Regions from separate parts of the Mus musculus genome. Here regions 1 and 2 are each linked to region 3. The links are chromatin loops, found by intact Hi-C in ENCODE. Cell type or tissue: left cerebral cortex. All regions are shown on one strand. Links, peaks and the distances in the headings refer to the core of each region. The heading gives the core; the rest is flanking DNA.

Region 1 (7,800 bases), core at 1,299-6,298, 280 kb after region 3:
AGCCAAAAAAAAAAAAAAAATACCATGAAAGTTTTGGTGTGAGCGAATGTAACCAGGAGAAAGGGAAACTAACAGACTTGGGGACTCAGATGCCATTCTCTGATTGGCTCTTAAGGCTCTGTGAGCATAGTGAGTGGCCATTTCTTCTCCATCCTCTCAAGTCTGCAGTACTTTGATGGGTTATACATGAAAGATACTTCCGAATAGGCTAGGCTTTTCTAGCATTCCTGTGGTGACTGTAGAATTTACTTCTGGCTTTATCATGTCTTAACCACATCGGTAGGACGGTTGAGTCTCAAATGTAACTTTTCATACCCAAAACCTTCAACAGGTCAACCCAAATGATACAGTACCTTTGCTTTAAAAAAGAAAAAAGATGCAAGCAACTGCAGTCATTTGGTGTGTCTTTCCCTTTCCAACAGCACGAAAGGTTTGACATTACAAAGGGAATCTGTAAACTATCCCTGAAGAAGGACCTAAATGTGAGATTATGCTGAAGCTGTACAGTGCTGCAACAGTCTCCTGGAGAGTGCTCTTAGTAATGTGGCCCTGTAGGTGTTTAAGTGATGAATTTCAAACTATTTTCTGACTTGCATAAAGTCAGAGAAAGCTTTTAACCATCTGATTTTCAAATGAGGCATAGCAATACCCCGTGGTCTTTCTGTCTGTCTCTGACTCTGTCTCTGACTCTGTCTCTGTCTCTGTCTCTGTCTCTGTCTCTGACTCTGACTCTGTCTCTGTCTCTGTCTCTGTCTCTGTCTCTGTCTCCTTCCTCCCTTCCTCCTCCCTCCCTCCCTCCCTTCCTCTTCCCTCCCTCCCTCCCTCCCTCTTCCCTCCCTCCCTCCCTCCCTCCCTCCCTCCCTCCCTCCCTCCCTCCTCCCTTCTCTCTCTCCCTCCTTCCTTCTCTCTTCTCTCTCCCTCCCTCCCTGCCTCTCCTTCCCCCCTCTCCCTCCTTCTCTCCCTCCTTCTCTCTCTCCCCCTTCCTCTTTCCCCCTCTCTCTCCCTCCCCACCTCCATTCCAGGGTTTTCTTTTCTCTTTACCTTTCCACTGTCAGATACCATACGGTGCACCCCAGAGCACGGCCTGACTGTAGTAATCTCCTTGGCCAGCTCATAATCAAAGGAAGGACTGAGGGAAACAGCTGAGCTGCATTAGGCAGCCTCAGACTGGGACACATTTCTGAACTGCTGAATAACACAGCACAGGTGCAGGATTAGTGCTGCCCATGGTGCTGGGCGTTTTAGTGGGAACCCTAGAAATTCTGTATCTCCTTTTCATGTCTCATCCCAGGAAACTTGGCAACCAGACATCATGCACGCAGAAATTAAAAAAAGAAAAAAAAAGTGGGTAGTGAGAGAAACTTTCTGTCTTACAGTTTCTTGCATCCTTCTCCAAGAAATGTAAGCTCCACAAAGCCAGTCCTTGCACATGCCCCTGTGTGCACATGCATGTGCACCCCCACATGCACACACAGACACAACACGCATGTGTGTATATGCACACAGTTTTGACTTTTCTCTTTCTTAGCTCAGAAAGTGGAATGGAACAACTCAGAGAACTAAAACATCTGACACACAAAACCCAAACGACAAGAAAGTATGGTTTAGCTCCTCGGTCCCGACAGTGTATTGTTTACTCTACTTTATGACAGCTGAAACATTGCATACATTATTTAAGCTTTCATATTAAATGTATTGAACTCAGGCTGTCATTACACCAGCATTGTCCAAAAATATTTAAAGTCAAATGTTATGATTGTGTAAAGTCCTCCTTGTAGCATCCTTTATTTATAGCTTTTGACATTCTAAGTTCCTTTATTGGAATGGCATTCCATTCTCAATTTATAGATTATAAACATCAGAATTACATTTTTACAATTCTTTTCTTTTCCTTCCTTCCCTCCTCCTCTCCCTCTCATTCCCTCTTTCTTTCTTTCTTTCTTTCTTTCTTTCTTTCTTTCTTTCTTTCTTTCTTCCTTTCTTCCTTTCTTCCTTTCTTCCTTTCTTCCTTTCCTTCTCTTCTCTTCTGTTCTTTCTTCTTTCCTTCCTTTCTTTCTTTCTCTCCTTCCTTCCTTCCTTCCTTCCTTCTCTATATGGCCTGGCTGACCTTGAATGCCTCCTCCCTCTGATGTTGCTACTTTCTGAGAACTAGGATCATAGGCATACACCATAACAACCATTCATATCTGATGCTAGAACTTAGTGAATCCCAGCCAAGTCCTAGACCAACTGAGCTACATCCCCAGCCTTCAAATCCTACTTTGAAAGACAAAGTTTAAAAGTATGAATACAGTGACTTAAATATGATTCCAAATGAAGGTTTTGTAAAAATAGTATATATGCCATTTTTATCTAGATGGCTATAATTAATTTTAATAAGAAAATGTACACCCTTGGAACAACAAGAGAAATGTCTGTTTGTAATTCATGCCAATTTTTGTTTGGTTTCTAGAAAATTTTTCTATAAGATATGCAGTGTAGGAAAAATAAACAAATAAATAAACAAGCATCACCAAGAACAGCAAAGACCAGAGCCTTATGCACAGCACTCACATTCTAAGCAGTTCATTTACAGAATTTTCTTGAGACTCTAAGAAGGGCTTTGAATATTTTAATTTCATTTCAGTTAATTTTGTCATCATAAATAAACTGTTAAGTGCACTGGTAATGACTGTAGTTAACAACTGAACTCCAAGATTAGATTATGTGTATACACATACACACCAATTTTATACTATGTAGTAAAAATATGTGAATTATCGATATATTTCTGTCTTTTGGTCAATACTCACTGTAGCTAAAGTGTCCTTTAGTTATCAGGCAATTAAGATTAGAAACATAAAGATCTTAAATGTCCTCAAGGGTTTATTTTTAATTTTGTAGAGAGGAAATATATATCTGGTACAAGGCAGACAAACCTCCTATCTTTCTGACTCCACGGTTACACTTTCATTATTGCATATATTGTACATATTGCCTGTTCAGTTTAAACTGGCGTTGTGCTTCACGATGTCCTTGCCTTGTTTGGCAGCACCACAGAGTAAGTTCTGGCACACTGGCAAGTTGAACATCCACCTTGATTAGCCTCAGCACTCTCAGAAACGGGGAACTGAAGGTAAGAGCACCTCAGAAAGTCACAGCTCCTGGCTTGAAAATCACCCAGGATCTAGCTGGTTTTATGGCTGTTTTTATGGCGTTATCTTCATTGAACCCACTGCTCAGTTTCTTTTCCAGCATTGTTGACCTAACTGACATATTAAGTAGGTGTGGCCATAAGGATTCAGCATGATGTTTAATGTCTGAAAACATCATGGTGACTTGCTAACTGGATCTTTTCCTTATGTTGAAGATTGTATCAAAATGCTTATGACTACTTTATGTTCTAAAATATTTTGCATAATGTATATCGCAGTAAACATTTTTATTGACTCTCTGTAAGTTCAAAGGATTACAAAGTCTGGGCAAAAGCCTAGCTGTTGTCTAAAATATAGGCGTGATGGTACAATACCTTTAAGTTCCTCTACACTGACTCAGGCTCATAATTTGGCATCAGTGCAAAATAAGTGCGTGCAAATGTAGCTCGACATGAATTGAACACCACAAAACAAGTGAGGGAGTGTTTACTTTCATTCTGTTGCTTTGTGATCTCTAGCAGGTTTTGAGCCTGATATTATAACATGGGCATTTTGATCGTTCAACACATCCAGAGTGGTGTGGTAATGTGAGTGTGCATGCATAGGGAAAGAGGCATAGTGGTGGGGAACAGGGACCTGCATAGGTGTTTCATGAGAAAGACCCTGTTTTCTAACTCTGGTCCATCCCTTAAGGATCTACCCAATGAATACTGTCATTCGCCACATTCTTTTTGGAGGCTTAGTCACTAAGGCCAATTAGTAAGAGGGTAGCTGAGCTGAGCAGGGGAGCCCATTTGTCAGGCTCTATTGGTCAGTGACCATATCTGTCACTTGACAGTCTCTGAGCAATAACACCGCTGGGAACCAGGGCCTTTCCATTCAACTCTGAGTCTCAAAAAGCAAGCTTTTCCTCCTTCCTCCTACCTCCCCCCCCCCCAATATGCAGTTTTGCTCTGGTCATTTTAGAATCAAAATTCCATTTGTCAGTTTTCTAAAATATTAGACAAACAACTAACTGTTCAAAGAAATAAACAGGTATTTAAATCACCGACTGAAAATAAAAAGGAACTTTATTGACATTATTAAATATACGAATGGGACCAAGGATTGCTAGCAGATTTCAACAATTCAGCACTTTAGCTTATTCTCCCACTTCTTTACCCAAGACAATGTGCAAACCTTTGATTTCCACTTCTTGCTCCTGTCTGCCCTCTAATGGAAATTTTGTAGAATAGAAAAGACAGCCAATATTTCAAGACCTTAACAATGATAATAGAGTGGAAGTGAAATTCTAATGTGGAAAGGAAAAAAAAAATTCACAGGGTCCAACCCTTAGTCAAAAAACTACAGGCAACTAATGACCACTGAGATGTTCTTTTAATAAAACATCTGATATTTGGGCTATTTTCATTGTTTCTGATGTGCTTATCTTGATAGTTACATATTTAACCTTCTGCTTCCTATTTCAGCATTATTATCATTGTTAAAAATGTATTACATTTTAAACAAAATGATTATTTTTGTAAGTGCATGTAATAAATTACTATTTTTTAGGCAATAGTGATATATACTGTTTTGCTCATAGCCCTGAAACCCTGCCTTCTATCTGTGAGGTTTTTATCTGTGGATTTTATTTGAGTTCAGTGTAATATGATCTATGAAACTAACTCTTTTATAAATCCCTTCCCACAATTATAACTTTAAAGCCACACAGCTTCTAATTGGCTGTTCTGCACTACTGTGGATAGGCTATTCAGGGACTGCACGGCCTTTCTTTGGTTTGCGTAGCCTGCGATGGGTCCAATGGGTCTGTTCACAGCATTGATGATCTAAACTCTCACATCTGCTCTCTTCAGTGTTCTTTTCCGGTTTTTACTCAATTTGTCCCGAGTTTTCTGGCAACTGTGAACTGTGACCTCATTCCTAGTAAATTAACCTCGGACTAATAAATATCAACTGCATACACATCTATAAATTATCTCCTTGATCTGACTATCCGGACAGAAGCAAGACACTCCTTCCTAGTTCTGCCATATTGACAGCTTGCCATTTAGTCAATGGTAATCTAGTCGGAAGGAGGCACTTTCTCATCTCTCTGCCTTCGTTTACTTAGGTCATGTTGCATGAAAACCACCTTGGGTAGTTAAATGCTACCTCTGTTTAAGTAATTATTGAATTATTGTCTCGATTATGAGATAGTGATAGTTACCTATCTTTTTGGTGCTGTTAATGTCTTTCTGGTTTAAAACAGCTTGCATTCTGTCTGCATAAGGGTTGAATGCAATAATGCGTCTTCATCGTCTTTATATGAGGAGCAGCTTTTACTTGAGTTTTTTCAGTGTTTCTAAGTTGGCTTTTGATTAAAAAAAAAAAGATCCTTAGAGTTACTAGACTTGGATATTTGTCTTTTGTAACTGAAGTGCTTGACCCAAGATTGTCTGTAAAATATTTCAGGCTGAGTATTCATGATTCATAATATAGAGTTTAGAACCATTATTAGAGTGTTGTTGTTGTCATTTTTGTTTTGTTTTTAATTTCAGGGTATTTGCTTCTATATAATGAGATACCTTTGGGGTGGGACTGAGGTTAAATGAGAATTAACCTGTTTCATTTTCTATAGACACTATAGATTGCTATAGACACTATAGATTACCTGAGAGTAAATTTATGAAATATTTTAAAATAATTTTACATAAAAGTTTATAAACCTACAGGGTTGCAGATCTCTTTAGCTCCTTGGATACTTTCTCTAGCTCATCCACTGGGGGCCCTGTGATCCATCCAATAGCTGACTGTGAGCATCCACTTCTGTGTTTGCTAGGCCCCGGCCTAGTCTCACAAGAGACAGCTATATCACGGTCCTTGCAACAAACGCTTGCTAGTGTATGCAATGGTGTCATCGTTTGGAGGCTAATTATGGGATGGATCCCTGGATATGGCAGTCTCTAGATGGTCCATCCTTTTGTCTCAGCTCCAAACTTTGTCTCTGTAACTCTTGACTCTAGCTGCATATGTATCAAAAGATGGCCTAGTTGGCCATCACTAGAAAGAGAGGCCCATTGGACACGCAAACTTTATATGCCCCAGTACAGGGGAACGCCATGGCCAAAAAATGGTAATGGGTGGGTAGGGGAGTGGGGGGGAGAGGGTGTGGGGGACTTTTGGGATAGCATTGGAAATGTAATTGAGGAAAATACGTAATAAAAAAAAAAGAAAAAAAGTTTATAAACATTGAACTATGTGACTTAGCATTTAAACATTAAAAAGATTTGGAGGAGGGCTAGAAAGATGGCTCAGCAGTTATGAGCACTGTTGATCTATCAGAGGTCCTGAATTCAATTCCCAGTAACGACATGGTGGCTCACAACCATCTGTAATGTGATCCTATGACATATTCTAGTGTGTCTAAAGACAGCTACAGTGTACTCACATACACAAAATAAGTCTTTAAAAGAAAGGATTTGGGGTTTGAGGATATTTCAGATTTGGGGTTGTTGGGAATGTTTAACCTATACTGAATAGCTTGTTGATAATCAACAATATAGAATGAAGTATGCTTATTTTCCAAAAACTGTCACAAACATGCACATAAACACACAAAAGCATGGTCAACCAACTGGGCATGGCTGGCTTGTACCTGTAATCCTAGTACTCAGTAGAGTGAGTTAGGAGGATTTCAAGCTGAGGACATTTTTAACTATGGAGTGAATTCAAGGCTAGCCTGGGCTATATAATGAGACATCACCTTGAAAGAAAAGAGAAAACCAAACCAAACCAAAGCTTGCCATTAAACCATTAGTATACTTAATGTCAGTGCTGCCAAGAACCCATTCACATGGCTCAGCGGTGAGTCCCATGTGTGATGATGAGCTAAGGAACGTGGCCATCTTTAATGTGAAACTTTTATTTTTCTGGTTTATTCCTTGTTGATGTTTTTCATTTCGTATCAGGATGTCAAAACAACCTCTTCCCCATTTTGAACAGAAAGGCAGTTTGTAAATTCACTTGAATTACCTCTTAACCATGATCAGTTCTGATTTGCTAGCCCACGGATAAGTTCAGGTATAGAAACAGGAGTTACAGCCCATTTGGATGCAAAGAGGAAATTTCATGGTGTAAAATTATTCCCTCATAGATAATTTTTCTTCAGCAGGTCCACTATCTGCATAATGGTATGAGCCAACCTCATGTCTCTCATGTACTTGCTTTAGTACAATGTAGAGATACTTACATTTCAACTAGTGTTTTCCAGTTACAATGACATATATGCCTGTTTGCATTTCTCTTTAAAAAGTCTCCCCAGTATCTCTAACTTAACATTCGCACTGATGCCCATGGCCTTTAGGCTTCCCACAACGGGAAGGATGACCGGATTCTCTACGCCTTCACTCCCATTGTCTACACACATATCTGCTCATATGTGGTGCATGGGTAGAAATATCAGTTCCCATATAGTATGTTTCTATCACATACTCATTTTCAAACTGCACAGTCAGCACAAATAAAAAAAAATGTGTGTGTCATTCTGTTAATAATACATCGTAACTATCTCCATTTCAAGGTCTTGTGACCTGCCTTTAAGTGGGTATTAGATTGAATCCTACTGACTTACAATATGTGGAATATTCACCTTCCTTGAAAGTTGGGTTTCCACTTGCCAAAGGCT
Region 2 (7,800 bases), core at 1,268-6,267, 140 kb after region 3:
CTTAGATAATGAAATATTGGAATTTTAATAGCGTATTTTGTATATGAGAAGTTGATGCATTAATATTTGTGTTAATAAGAAACTATAGTTTTAAAAGGGAGATTAATTACACCTGAAGGGAGGAATGTTTGTTTTCCTGGAGCTTATCGAGACTTGCTGGACTTGGGTAATGTTAGGAGTCTTACAGGGCAGTTGGTGTGAGCAGTGTTCTATATTCTGTCACTGAGAACCTAAGAAGCCCTATCTTTCATGATGGAGATCTCATTTCATCCGTCCCTGTGCAGATGTTGGGTTTATAATGGAGCTAGCTACTGCTTTATCGTTGTATTTAGTTCTACATGTAGATAATGTTTGCAGCCACTTGGGATAGTTTCTCTCTGTCTTTTTTCTGTTCACATTGTATACAAAAGTTTTCTCTGCAATGTATATGTTAAAACTGGAATGTACATAGTTTGTAAACTGTCCTTTCATTTTTTCCACTTAACTGTTTCTTATGTACCTGGCATAATCTAGGGATTTGTAAATGTCTCTTTTAAGTATTTCTCAAAAACAGAATTATGGACTAGAATATTAAGTAATTAAATTATATGCTTTTGAGAAATGTCTGCAAGTTCATCTACTTGGCATTTGATGTCTTTCTCTCTCTCTCTCTCTCTCTCTCTCTCCCTCTCCTTCCTTCTCTCTCTCTCTCTCTCTCTCTCTCTCTCTCTCTCTTTCTCAGACAAAATTTCTCTGCATATGTAGCCCTGACTGGCTGTCCTGAAATTCTATAGACCAGGCTGGTCTCAAACTCAGCCATCTGCCTGCCTCTGCCTCCAGAGTGCTGGGTTAAAGGTGTGGGCCTCTATGGCCTGACTCTGTTTTTCTTCTTAGATGGCATTCCTGCCACTTTCCTTGTCTCCTTGGGAAAGACTTCATTTATTATTTTTTTCTTCATAGTTCTGTTGATAAGAACTTGCTTATTCCTCTGTGGTGTTGTCCCTTAGGTACTTCCTCGGTTTTCCCATAATTTCTACAACACAGCTCCACTTTCCCAGTAAACGCCTTAGTGTACTTGCCTTACTGCTCTCTTGCAATGATTTCCAAACCCTTCATGGACAGACTCTGCCTTCTCTTTTTCTCTCTATCCATATCTCTCAGCAGAGTAACTCATGAAGAATGAATCATGATCGAATGATTGAAATGTCTTCCCTATAAGTTTAGCCTTGTGCCATTTATATAATGAAGAACAATTAGAAGAATGTGAGTTTTCATTTTTGTGGCACTTCTAGTGTTAAATGTCTTTGAAATTCTACTCTCTTTTTTTATTTTTGTGTCTTTGATGTCTTTAATGAAAATACCTCATTAAATTATGCTTTAACAATCTTCAAGATAATGGGCCTAGATTTGAGGACTATTACATAAATTCAAGCTTTAGAGCGCCCCCAAAAGAGAAAGCTTCAGTTGTAATTTTGCAACTGCCTTTTAGCATGCTTGCATGTTAGGTGTGCAGTCCTGTATGTTGGGTGGATTTCAAGTGGGATCACTTTATTGTACATCCTTACACTGCGACCACTGTAGTATGTAACAGATATTTGTGGAGAGAGATGGTGCCATGGTAAACCAAGTTACTGTTTATTCTGTTATTTCTTTCTCATTGCTGCTTTTAGAGTCATCTGAGAACCTTTGAACCCTCTGTTTTCCTATGTGTAAACTGGCTTTGAACACCTGATCCTTTGTGTACCTTTGGGACAGGGATACACAGAAAACGTTATCACTGTACCATAACTTTACTCAGTGAAAGAGAAGGGAAGCATTTAAGAGTAAATAAAATACCTGCTGATGCAAAGGTGCTGTGTGGTATGATAGCAAGCATTGCTTTTATTGACTTTGGAAATATGCATGGTATGTGGTTCTTTTTAGGTACACCCTGCAGTAGCTAGTGGTGGGTAGGAGATAAAGTGATAACCGAGTTCCCTTCCTCTCTGAATTTTTTTTGGGGGGTGGGTGTGGGGGAATGGGTGTGGGCATGTAGGTGTATATATATATATATATATATATATATATATATATATATATATAGGTATTTTGTAAACATATGATTTGGTTCATTTTAGGCATCTGTAACATTCACAGATATTTCAGTCAAGTGTGTAATCTTCCCATGTAATGCTTCAGAGTTTGTTATATGAAATCATTCATTCTCCTTAGTGCTAATTCACAGCAAATTATATCATCCTTTTCAGGTTGATTTCATAGAGTGTTAAGTGCTGTTTAAATCTTTGGTAGATATGAAGCCATTTATTTTGCTCTAATGACTTAAAATAGCATGAGCTTATCAAGAGGAGCTTTTCCCTACTTTATGTATAGCCCAGTCTGTCCTTGACTCACGAGCGTGCCTCTGCCTTTAGGTCAGTGGGCTCTTGTCCCAGTCATGTTTTCTTTTTCCCTTCGTTCCTAATTTCTCTCAGGAACAAATGGCAGCACAGTTCGGCATGAGAAACTTGTAGCTGAAGGTGCTAACCTAAACATCAGTGCCAGGATATGAGCGAGACTTAATAGACTAATTAATTCGTCTACTGCACCCTGACCTGGGAATTACACACAACGGGCTATACTTATGGAACCCAGGGCCTGGGATCCAGAGTAGGGAAAAGGCAACTTTTGTGTGCTTTCTCCACCAACACACAATGAATACTGGGTTCCTTTTAGAAAACAGGTATTGAAAATGGAGCCTTATTCCAATGCATGCCTTTGAAAGCATGGTGCTGTATGGTTCTTGTCTTTGTTATTGTAGTTCCCTTGTTTACTGGTTATGGTTTTAACAAATAAAACCTTCATGTTTCTGATCCTAATATGATAAGGTGCTGACCTCTAGGGGGCCACAATTATTACCATAACACCATGGTTTCTGTATTATCTATTCTGATACGGTATGTTCTCCTAAAATCACTGTAACTAAGAAAAAAAGGGACCGTGAAGCTTGACTGACACTTCAGAACGTGTTTCTGTTATGCTTTTCTCACTATGAGATCTCAGAATTCACACTTCTCTCAGCAGGAGGATTATTTTTGTTTCCTCTTATGTTCTTTACTTCATTTGTCCATCATAGAAATACTTCTAAAAACTATAGTTCAAGGCGGCTCACATTTGAGTGCCATAGAATTCATGCCCCTGGATGGCAGCTGAATTGAACAAGTCTATTCATATCAGCCTGCCATCTTATGGAATCTGTGCTGACTAAATCCATTCCTATATGAATTTTATTTAGAACAGTGTCTTAACATTTCAGTAGCTTTGGGCATTGGAGATGCTCACTAAACCACAGATGTTTCTTGAGCTAGGCAGTCTTCCAGGTATGGTTGATATGGCTGTGAAGTCTGGCATTTCCTGATCCTGCTGTGGCTTGCATAGTGGAAGCCACACACAGAGAAGACCCATAATTATGTTGCATGAGACAAGGCTGTGAAGGAAATAGAGCCATGAGTGAAATCTATAAAGTAACTGGTGTGGGGGGTACTAGAGGAGACAAGCTAGGTCAAATAGATCTGAGGCCTCAGTCATGAGATGATAGCTTCTGGGTACATGTTGATCTCATACAGTTGTTGGCAGTACCTTTACTTGAAGAAAGAGTAAAATTCATATCCTTCTCAGTATAGGCTCGGCACAGAATTTATATGGTTGATTTTCTAAATCATTGATGCACAAATGTACTTCAAAGATATTGAATCATTGACATTAATAGAAAGCCATAAATCCACTTTGCATGTGAAGTTAGCTGTGCCAATTTGCTCATAAAAGTTAGGTGCGGTGTTAGGACGGCAATTTGAATGGACTCTGGGGTCAAGGAATTCCAAGAGAAGGTAAGCAGTTTAAATGCCACAGAATGACCGAGTTAGAGTTTCTTTTTCTGCTTTCAGATGAAACTTTTTGTTTCTGTTTTTTTTTTTTTTTTTTTTTTTTTAAAGAAAGTGTGATGAGCAGATGTGCTTGTACTCTTCTGCTTGGATGGGATTTGGGATTTGGGGGTGGGGGGTGGGGAAGAGAAGGATCAGAAGATGGAATTTGCATGTGTCAGAATATGTTTGAAAGACATTCCAAGATCCCTAAGTAGGTAAATGGTTTCCAGGTTAGGCCTTAAAATATTAACCTTGTCTTGTTTCTTCTTGTCAAGAATGGGTTTGACTTTCCATGGAGATTCCTGCTAGAGGCTGTTCACGGGTCTCATCCCTTGCTTCTCAGACCCTTTATGGACAGACACCACCTTCCCTTTTTCTCTTCATCTTTAGCTCTCAGCACACTGATGCTGGGGTATTAATTCCCATGCATTGAATAAATAAACTCTGTGCTCTATAGGTTTAATACCCCCTAATTCATAGGGTGAAAGACAGTTATAAGAATATGAATTAGTTCCTATTCTTAGGTTGGCTCATGAGATAACCTAGGGCCCTAAAATACACACAGTATATACAAGTAAGTTATTTGAGCCTGAACCGTTATGTGGACATCTATACAGAAAAATGCATACCTTATGTGGATGGGAAATGGCAAATAGACGTTGTGGGGTGTGTAATGTTTCTGTGCTAGTTGGGAGGACTAAGGTCACTAGTGGTGCTATAGACAGAGGTGTGAGCAGAATTAGTCCTATGTGTTAGAGATGAACTCACAGTGATAAAAGAAAAAGTCTAAATAGGAAAGAGAATAGGTGACCATTACAAGAACTTTAGATGACATCCAGACTTCATATATATATATTTTTTTAACTAGGTATTTTCCTCATTTATATTTCCAATGATATCCCAAAAGTCCCCCATACCCTCCCCTACACTTCCCTACCCACCCACTCCCACTTTTTGGCCCTGGCGTTGCCCTGTACTGGGGCATATAAAGTTTGCATGTCCAATGGCCCTCTCTTTCCAGTGATGGCCAACTAGGCCATCTTTTGATACATATGCAGCTAGAGTCAAGAGCTCCGGAGTACTGGTTAGTTCATAATGTTGTTCCACCTATAGGGTTGCAGATCCCTTTAGCTCCTTGGGTACTTTCTCTAGCTCCTCCATTGGGGGCCCTGTGATCCATCCAATAGCTGACTGTGAGCATCCACTTCTGTGTTTGCTAGGCCCCAGCATAGCCTCACAAGAGACAGCTATATCAGGGTCCTTTCAACAAAATCTTGCTAGTGTATGTAATGGTGTCAGCATTTGGAGGCTGATTATGGGATGGATCCCTGGATATGGCAGTCTCTAGATGGTCCATCCTTTTGTCTAAGCTCTAAACTTTGTCTCTGTAACTCCTTCCATGGGTGTTTTGTTCCCAATTCTAAGAAGGGGCAAAGTGTTTGTTCTTCTTGAGTTTCATGTGTTTTGCAAATTGTATCTTATATCTTGGGTATTCTAAGCTTCTGGGCTAATATCCACTTATCAGTGAGTACATATTATTTGAGTTCTTTTGTGATTGTGTTACCTCACTCAGGATGATGCCCTCCAGGTCCATCCATTTGCCTAGGAATTTCATAAATTCATTCTTTTTAATAGCTGAGTAGTACTCTTGACTGCTTTCCAAACAATAGCTGTGAGCAATATTGATTGAGATCAGAAATGCCGCAGGTAGCACGTCATTTACTCCCTGGAGAGAGTGGAGAGGCAAGCAGATGTAAGGTTAGCCTACACCAGCAGGGTGGGTGGGGTGTCTGAGTGCTATAGGAACAGCTTCCATGGAGTTCAGCACTGTTAGACGATAGAGGCAGAGCCGACTCTTTGGAGAATCCTATTTCCTTTCTATAGTTTCATTTTTTACTTTTAAATATCCCTAGATATTCAAAATTAGAAAAAATATTTTTAAAAGGATTACAGGTTGTGTTTTTTGTTTTTTGTTGTTTTTAAAGACAGGGTTTCGCTGTGTATCCCTGACTGTCCTGGAATTTACTCTGTAGACCAGGCTGACCTTGAACTCAGAAACCCACCTACCTCTGCCTCCCAAGTGCTGGGTGGGATTAAAGGCATGTACTACCACCGCCCAGCTCGATAAGTACCCTTTTTATGGCATCTTTTAAAACTTGAATTTTTTTTTTAATTACAATCATCCTGTATTCTCTTTCCTCCCTCTTGCCTCTCCCAGGTCACTTCCATTCTCTGCTATCTATAAAATTTATGGCCTCCCCTTCTTGACTGTTGTTACATATATGTGAGTGTATTACACATATATGAATATGTGTCTGTTTTTGTTCTTAATAACATACATATAATACACCTATCTGTATAATGTTACTTGTATATAAATGCTTTCAGGGTTGACCATTGATTGGATAACCAATTAGTGTACTCTTCCCCAGGGGAGACTATTTCTCCTCTTTGCATTCATTAGTTCCTTGTAGTTCTTATGACTAGAGAGACAAGGCTTAGCAAGTTGTCCCCTTCTATGGTAGCCTGCCTATTGGTGTCTTATGGGTTTCTTTCTTTCTCTTTCTTTCTTTCTTTCTTTCTTTCTTTCTTTCTTTCTTTCTTTCTTTCTTTCTTTCTATATTTTTTAACATGAGTGAGATTGTCGCGCAATGATATGTTTCTAAGGTCTTTTATTTTTTAAAGTTTATATACTTTATGTCCAAGTGCTTTTTCTGCATGTATGCCTGCATACCAGAGGAGGACATCGGATGCTATTATAGATAATTATAAGCTGCCATGCAGTAGCAGGGAATTGATCTCAGCCCTTCTAAAAGAGCAGAGAACAAGTGCCCTTGACTGCTGAGCCATCTCTCCAATCCCTCAGGTCTTAATTTTTAATGGATTGTTTTGTGCTTTAGAGAAGAAAAACAGAATGCATTTCTAATTCTAATTTATTTTAATTCATTATTCAAATAGATATTTTACCACTAGGAAACGCATTGAAAGTTGTGTTGACATTTGCTTCTAGACTTTTTTGCCATATTCATCACACTTGTGTATAACAGGTGTCATGTCAACCTATCCAAATGATTTCGATGGTTTGGAGTCTTTTTCCAATGGTTGTGGTGTCTTTACTGTGGTTGTTTATGGCAGGACTTCTCTGATCACATCGTTCTTAAGCACAAGGCAGAACTCAAGGGCAGATGACTGAGCACAACTGGAGCTTTCTCCTGAGCATTCTCAGTGCTTCTGTGAAGGTGTAGAGATGGCGTTGTATGCAGTGCTGCTCCTGATAAGTGGCTTTAAAAAGAACAGCATATTCTGGTAGCAGTGTTTATTCTGTGTCAAGGAATAATTTAAATGGAGTCAGAATAATTTTCTTTCCACAGCTACATGAAGATACAATGAAAGACAGCTTGAGCTGTCAGAAATGTTAGAGGTATATGGTCTATTAAAATGGAATAAACATTTCTTCTGCTTTCAATCTTTGATGAAATAAACACGCAATGCATTTTCTGTCTGCAAAGTTATATGGCTTATACCCATAAATGATTGGGAGGAAGTTGGAAGTTTTACTAATGTATCATTCTTTTGTCGCAGTTTTGAAGCAGATGTCAGAGCTTCTGGATATTTATGTTTCATTCTGCTGAGATAAAACTTTGTTGTTTGCTTGTCACTAATCAACAGAGGAATTCTCTGTGGGAACCAAATGAAAGTTTCTCGTGCTGGTCAAAAGGGTTTCCTTTCAGCTGTAAATAAGTATACTTGAACATTTCACTTTTAAGCTGTAGTTATATAGCTGAACATGGTGAGAGTTGCCATATTTAAATAGAATCTTACTGTGGGTTGGCTATCAATGCTACAGTGCCATACTTGAATTAAGCCGAATTCTGATCTGATAATTCTAGGTGCTACCGCATGTTAAACAGTACTGTGCTAG
Region 3 (7,800 bases), core at 1,687-6,686:
GGACTTGGAATTCTTTGAACTGCTTTTCTGCCCACTGGAGGAGTTCCCTGGACATAACTTATCAATACTTCTCACTCTGGACTCCTGTTTTTATCATGAAATCTGTTACAAAACATAAAAACAATATCCAATTTTGGGCTAAAACACCTATTTTTAGGAGACATAAAAGACTGCAAATAAAACATCAGAGAGGAGGAGAAGGAGGGGAGGGAGAGGGAGAGGGAGAGGGGAGAAGAACAGAGAGCGGTGTAAAGCAGCTAAAGGTTCCTCAGGAAGTCTGGCACACTCTCAAGCTGCACAGGCCACTGCCTGCATCCCCGACAACTCTCCTAAATGGCTAGCTGCTGAGAGCCCAGGGAAAGGCCATAACTGAATAACAGGGGAACTCGGTGTTCCTCTGTCCATTGTCAGATCAAGTCCATATGCTGTCTTAGTTCCACAGTCTTCAGCTTTTCTGTACAAGTCTGGTCACTGGATACTTGAAAAAAATGTCCCCACTGCTCCTGAAGCAGTCAGAACATTGATTGAGGCAGAGGTGCTGTAGCCAGACTGTCTGCTCGAGCACTGCCCCTGTTGTCAACTGTCTGGCCTGGGCCATGGTATCAAGCTTCTCCTAGCTTTTTTTCCCCTTCATTTGTAAAACGGAACTAAAACCATGCTCCCTTGCCTTGAGGTTTCAGTTGGCTGCTGGATCTGATCTTCTTAGTGGCTGCAACGAGCTGTAAACATTGCTTCTATACATTGCATAGTCACATGCTCCTGTATGAAGGAGCAGGTCCTTAATTTAACTGTAGTCCTTAACTAGAGTTGTGAGGTTGCGCCTTTATATTGTATGCATGAAGACAATCTACAATAACACTCTGCTAGACTACACCAGAACAACTGAGGAGCTAGGAAAAAAAAAAAAGGCTTCTTCTTTCTGTTGAAATAGTTCCTTCACCTGGTTCCTGAAGCAAAACTTAACCTTTCATTCCATGGCTAGCGATAAAATAGTTCCAAAGCACGGGGTGGAAAAGGTGGTTTTGAGCATCCTGTTCTTGCAGGGGACCTGAGCTGGACTCCCAGAATCCTCTTTAGGCAGCCTGTAACTCAAGAGAATCTGGTGGCCTCCACAGGTACTGGCACTTGTGTGCATATGTCCACACACAGACACACAGGAATACTGATAAGACAGATCTGGAAAAGGCATCTGCTTTAGGATGTGACTAACATGGTATGTCTTGAGTTTATGATAAAATTTAATAGTGTGAGGCATTTATAATCTGGAAATGAGGAGACAGAGGAGGGAAAGTTGAGGGACAAGAGGAAGTAGAGCGTATAGAAGTACATGCCATCCCACCTTAGGCCCATTCAGTTTCCCTGTATGGGATTTCTTAGAAATAGTCAAATCTAGTGTGCCTGGGCAAATGTCTTCCTTAGTGGGAAACACATGTGACAATAGCTGGACAGCCTTTGTCAATGTATGGCGATGCCTTGCTGCCTTTGTTTTTAACTGGAAGGCAAGACAAAATCTTGACTTAGCTGGAATTTGTCATGTAGTCAGATGAAGACCCTGACATCTCAAGTGCTCTTTATTGTTTTTGAGAGTACCTTGTAGGGTCACCACTCCTTGTCAGAAGCACCCTTCAACGTTACTGGTTATAGTCCCGCTTCAGGGACTATACCATGGATACACGATGGGGCAGGCAGACTCCCCCGGCGACACTGTTCATTTCAGGATAAATATACCCACCATTTACCAACTCATTAATAAACACCAGGAACCTCACTTGCTCCTAAGAGGGACCTGTGGGTCTCTTATATTTACAGGTGAAAAGATTTTATTTAACGCCCAGATCTTTTTCTTTATACAACTCTTTTGATCAATTGCGCCTGTATGTTTCTCCCTCTCTAGGTACCTTTAAATAGTCGTCTGAAAAATCCTCTGTCACCTTATGGTTTAACAATCCTCCCATTCTGCATCTTCATCTAAAGAGAGAAATCCTATCTCATTAGCCTAGCCAAGGTTGTCCCTGTTCCTCGCGCGCACACACACCACACGTGTTTATGCCACACCCTGAGAGTCTGCACTTAGAGCTGTGTGTTCATTCACTAAACGGCATCTTTCTTATTGTCTATGTCTACAATAGCTTATCTTTCTGTATTAGGAGTTTAAAGAAGGACAGATGCCATTAAATGTCAAATACCGGTGCCTGGCTTGCAATGGTTATTTGGTGCTGATTACTGTATGGCTAGCTTTGTGAACACTCTGTTGCTGCAGAGTGCCATATCCTAAGATCCTCCTTAAATATGGTTTATAGAGCCCTCTCATCCTTTTCTTCTACCCAGAGATTTTTTTTTTTAAAAGACTCTGTGCCCCTCTCCCCCATGACCTACAGAGGGTTTCAAGTACCTTTCTCTGTAACATCCAATTTATTTAAATTCAGTTTATAAGAACCTCTAAGGGAGAATCTTACACTTCTGTCTAGTAAATGTTATTAGTAATTCCTACATCACAGGGGTAGATCTATTCAAGTTTCTTTCCTATTTAAAACTAATGTCAGGAGACGAAAATGACAGAAAGTCTGATTGGGGGACAGATAGAAGGCAAGTTCACTGGTCACATACTTATAGTTAGGAAAGAAGAGAAAGACGATGCAGAAGGGGAGGGGGTGGGGTTATCTCTGACTCACAGAGTGAAGGCAACAGGTTGGATTCCACCTTTGCAGTTCTTTCAGCTCTAAGTCCTGACACCTGGGGTCAGCAAGGGCCCAATAAAGAGACACCAACAAGCAATTTACCTACTTAGAAAACTTCTAGACAACGTCTTACAGTCTGGCTTCAGGGACTATAACATGGATACACGATGGGGCAGGCAGACTCCCTTGGCGACACTGTCATTTCAGGATAAATATACCCACCATTTACCAACTCATTAATAAACACCAGGGACCCCACTTGCTCCTAAGAGGGACCTGTAGGTCTCTTATATTTACAGGTGAAAATATTTTATTTAACGTCTGATTCAGCTGGAACAATTTCAGAAGAAAGGGGATGAAATAAAATGGTAGGAATGAAATAGATCATAATGAGAAACTCATAAGAAATTCACTTCCGAGTGGCACAAAATAAAACTTAAGTCACACTTCTAACGAGGACAAACGGGGCTGCTCAACATGCTTGGAATTTAAAAAAAAGTGAGGAAATGAATTATGGTGGAAACTGGGCATCAGGCATTAGGAAGAAAAGATATTTGGAATTCATGAGATACCGCCCTGGGAAACAGTTGGCAAAATGGCTGAGTTGAAAGAGGTTAGCTATGCTCCCCAAATCTCCGGAGAAGCCGAATCACCTTACTTTATATTCATTTCTCCAAGAGTCGAAACACTTACAGACTTAGCCAGGAGACCACAGAGTAAAGATGTCAAATGCTTTCTCAAGCCAAACTGTAAAATTTCATCGAACACAAGTGGAATTTTTTGCGTTGCCTTTCATTGTTTACAATTTCAAAATATCTGTATTAAGGAAAAATTTCATTTTCCTAGGAAGCCTCACTCCATGCCTCAAGATTTCTAACCCCTCACCCGAGACTGTGGATCTAATTTGATGTGCACTCCCCTCCCCTTTTTTATGAGGTGTGTGACCAACGTTTCCATAACTTCTCCAAAGTGTCGCTGGCCCCGGAGAAGTTGAAGTTCACCGCGCTCTGCCATTTGGAGTCGGTCCCAGCTCGCACCATTCCGCGCTGCCTCCTCGCGCTTTTGTTTCTGGAAGCTGAAGGGGGCGTGTGGCAAGGCTTTTGGACCAGCCAGGGACGTTTGTCCGGCTGCAGCGCCAGGGATGCTCTGAGGACGGCTCTGGAGGTGGCTGGGACCGCTCCAGGCGCCGGGCCGCGTAATCCCTGCGCTAAGTGCTTGGCTCGCAGTCTGCAGTCACTAGTGGGAGCTGGAGAGGGCGAGTGAGAAAAATTCCAGCGGCGGCGGAGCGGGAGGAGGGACAGGAGCTACGGCGGCGGCGGCAGAGGCAGCGGCGGCGGCAGAAGTTGCCGGCGTGGTGCTCGTAGTGAGGGCGCGGAGGACCCGGGACCTGGGAAGCGGCGGCGGGTAAGGGGCGCTGGGAAGGGGCCTGGGAGTTCGGATCGGGGGTCTCCAGGGTAGCCCGCGCTTTGTGCGGCGATCGGGGTGGGACACGTGCTCCTCGGGGAGCGGGACACCCGGACAGCGGGGCGCTCCCGGGCCACGAGCGCTTGGGGGGACGCCAAGGGGCACCGAGCTCGGGACCAGCCACCTGCCTCGCCTGCTCCTCGGACCCGCTGGGAGAGCCAAGGCGCTCATGGGACAACCACACTCTTCGGTCCTCTCGCGCTCTCCCCTGCCCCTTAGTCACTCCATCCTCTCAGCCCTCTCCTCTTCCGAGTCTTTCCAACGTGATCCCATACTTAGTAGCTGACTTTCCCCACCTCTTGTCCTTTCCTCCTGTCCCTCTACACTATTCCCATCGGTTCTCTGCAGGGTGAGGTTTTTCTGACATTGGAGAAAGACCCTCCGGAAGTTGTGCAGGGCGGCAGGTATCTAGTTTCTCTGAGCCTCTCCAAGGAGGCTGAGTGCTCTGTGTTCTGAATGGGGACCTTGTGGCTTCTTTGAGTTATTAGGGACTGCTCTTTTCTTAGTCACCTTCCCCCAAGGTGAGGTCAGTTACTGTGAGGGGCCACAAAGGTGCCAGTGAAACAGAACAGAAGAAGGCAGCTGAGTAACAGAAGGTCCCAGACATATCCGCAGTGAAGCGGAACCACCTGAGAGAAGGCTCCTGGATTCTGGAAAAACAAAAGGCTCCATGAGTCCTCACGATGGAGTTCAGCTGAAGAACATTTGAAAAATAATATGAAAAAGCCCTCGGTGTGAGAGCCTCTTGCTGTCCTCACTGAGACTAAGTCTTTGCTTTTCATATGCATATTTTTGGGGCTCTTGGTCACAACTTCTCTAATTATTGTTTTGAGGGAAGTTAAGAGAAATGGTCTATGTCAACGGGGCACTTATGTTTTAAGAAAAAGTGATTTCAACTTTGTACTTTTATACCTCTTTACATTCTGCCGATCAAGGAGAATTATGTCTAACTGCAAAGAAAATAGGAAAGGATTTGTCAGTAATTTAAAAAATATGAGACATTCCAGGGATCAATAATTTCTTTGGAGCATTCTCATTACGAGGATGTTGTCGAGGATATTACATGTTAGTGAAATATGTTAGCTGTGACACACTTGGATCATTGTGTGGCAAAAAAAAAAAAAATTACGTGCGCGCTGCAAGCAAATCATATCGGCAATGGCTTTTTATGGAAAAGTTAGCTTGAAGTTAATTACTGCCATTCTCAGCTTTCTTTATTCCTGCATAGTGTACCTTTGTTTTGAGCAAAATATGGCCCAGGGCTACAAGACTGGGTCCAGTGTGTTATTTGTCCAATCTGAATTACCATTTAGAAAACCACCTTTTCCTTTTGGTCACAGGAGGCGAGTTGATGTGATCTCATTACACATGTGTGAGGGGCTGCTGATGAATTTTAGCCGCACTGATTTGTGAATATTGAAAACAAAATGTTGGGTTTTGGCGAGGTAGCAATCTTGATTTATGCCATGTTCATGAATCATCAGTATTGACAGCACCTTTGCCACGTTGTTTACCAGGTGCTGCCAGAGTGCAGTCAGGCAGGGTTGTCTGAAACCCCTGTTAGGTTATTATTGTCCCAGAATAACTTCTTACTACCCCTCGAGGAACTAGTGGCCTGCTCCAAAGAGTCTAGAACGTTCCAGGTGTTAAACATTATTTATTAAGAGGGATTAAAGTTTTCCTTGTAAACTTTGAAAACTGAGACAACCTGATAAAGTATTCTCATGATGGCAAATGTTGGTTTTGTTATTAATTTGAAAACATGGGGTGGTTTAAAATCATGCTTATCTCTTGGTATTAATAGGACGCCTTGCCTGTCTTCCTAAGCACCTGGTTAGTATTTATCATTCAAATTTTAGAAGCCAGCTATAGCTTTCCTGACTTTCTTCTCCCTCAGGATTCTTGTTGCACATCTCCTAATACTCACCTCTCTGGTGCAGCCCCTTACTTAGCTTTCCCTTGCTATTTTATGGTGGTGAGATTTTCAGAATTTTCATCAATAACGACAGTTCCTGATATCATATGGATTCTTAAACACTTCAAGAAGAACAATTGGTTTTCCACCCCCCCACCCCACTTCTTAGGTTCAGTGGGTCAGGGGAAGCAGATTATCATAGAATAACAGCAGACTACTGACTTATAAATAAGTAAGTTCCCAGCATCTTGTCATCATATTAAAGATGAAGAAGGTGAGGCCCAAGGAGATTGACACACAGGCTCAGAGTTCGTGACGCCTGTGGATGGTGGAGGGAGCTCCTTGTACGTTCTGAGCTGTGCCTCAGTCATTTCCATCAGGCCTATCTTGATTCCTTTCTTCCACAGAAGTGGGCAACTCTGTCTGCAATTCTAAGGGTTTCTTTTCATGCCAACTAATTATAGACATCAGTGAAACTTAACAACTTGTAATAGCTTAGGATCATTTTGTTACAGAGCACTGGCTTCCCAGTTTGATTGTATGGACCAGGAATTGCTACTAATGATGCCACTGGGCAGATCTGTTATTTTTACCTGCAAAGAACTTTTGAGTTCGAAGGATGTGTATATTCTTCTCTTCCGTGGCTACAACTTTTTGTGTGTGCCTTAAAAGTAGATGGGGAAGAGGGAAAAAAAGGGTTGGGTCATGTCAATGGCCATTCTTGAGGCTTGTTTTATCAACCAGAGGTCATCAGTGTAACTCCCATAAAACCCAGCTGCTTCACCTGTGACGTTCCTGGAAAGTCATGGTTGAAAACATCTGTCACAGATGAGTGGGAGCTTGCATGGCTGTCATTATAACATTCAGGAAGTGGAGGCAGAAGGAGTTGAGACCAACATGACCTAAAGAGTAAATTTTAGGCTACCAAAGGTTACAGGGCAAAATACCATCTCAGCAATGATGTGTCAAAACAAACAGAGCTCTCAAAAAAGAAGAAGAGAGAAGTGAAGACCGCAGGAGATGACATATGATGCTACTTTCGGGTACTTTTCTGTTTCATCCGCAGAAAGATGAAAGGATAATACATAGCTTACACCAGCCAGGTTTTCTAGATACATAATAGAATTTAGTATGTATGTCATTGTCTGGATTAACTTCGTTTTCATTTAAGTATCCGTGTGCCTGCTCTGGACACCTCACCATTACACATCATGCAGACATTGCAGACATGAGAGAAACACCGTCCTCCTCACTGAACTCGTTATACAGAGAGGGAAGAGGGGATTATATAAGCTCAAGTCTTCATGAAAGTCACCATTAGAGAAGTCAGGATTACGTGACAGGAGTGAGGGACTAGAATCAGGTGATCCAAGTGCATTCCTCCCCACCACAAAGCCAATTCCAAGGGTCCAGGGGGAAAAAAGGGTCACACACACGCTGGCCCGAAATGGCGCACAATAGAAATGGGCGTAGAGGTTCAGCCAGGCCGGAAGCATGAAGCGTTGGATTCACAGTACATTTTATTGCGCTCGATGGAGGTCTGCTCGAGAACTGAGCAGATGAGACCTCGCACATCTGTCTAGTGAGAACAGAGTGTCTGCAGTGAGGGGTTGTGGGAGACTGTGCGGTGATGCCAAGGGAGCCATTGATCCTTATCACTGAATGGGAGGGTCACTGGGTTGATTCATCTTTGCTCATTCAGTTTTCTTCAAGTGTTGGGGAAGAAACCTGTAACCCTGAGCC

The links. Hi-C counts contacts between places; a loop is a spot of excess contacts. Peaks named below come from ENCODE experiments on the same cell type or tissue, not always from the same donor. Only the 100,000 strongest peaks of a DNase experiment are listed, where the experiment ranks them.
Region 1: it touches region 3 in a loop (2.5-fold over the local background); 5 of 42 quality-filtered maps call a loop at or near these places.
Region 2: a loop joins it to region 3, with 3 times the contacts of the local background. A loop is called at or near these places in 3 of 42 quality-filtered maps.

Annotation. Positions count from the first base shown.
Region 1 is chr3:141,884,218-141,892,017 of GRCm38, reverse strand. All of the region lies in intron 2 of Bmpr1b (bone morphogenetic protein receptor, type 1B), which reads left to right. Among named protein-coding and RNA genes, the nearest start is that of Gm15689, 200 kb to the right of the region's middle. In left cerebral cortex, for the core only: a CTCF peak has its summit at 4,344 (motif pointing left); a DNase peak (open chromatin) is centred at 4,325.
Region 2 is chr3:142,025,800-142,033,599 of GRCm38, reverse strand. The region is part of intron 1 of Bmpr1b (bone morphogenetic protein receptor, type 1B); the gene reads left to right. Among named protein-coding and RNA genes, the nearest start is that of Bmpr1b, 140 kb to the left of the region's middle. In left cerebral cortex, for the core only: no CTCF peak of the experiment used is centred there; a DNase peak (open chromatin) is centred at 3,232.
Region 3 is chr3:142,165,427-142,173,226 of GRCm38, reverse strand. Bmpr1b (bone morphogenetic protein receptor, type 1B) reads left to right here and starts at 3,802. Exons shown (of 12, transcript NM_001277217.2): 1 at 3,802-4,082. In left cerebral cortex, for the core only: a CTCF peak has its summit at 3,914; DNase peaks (open chromatin) are centred at 3,274 and 3,917; H3K4me3 peaks cover 1,451 bases.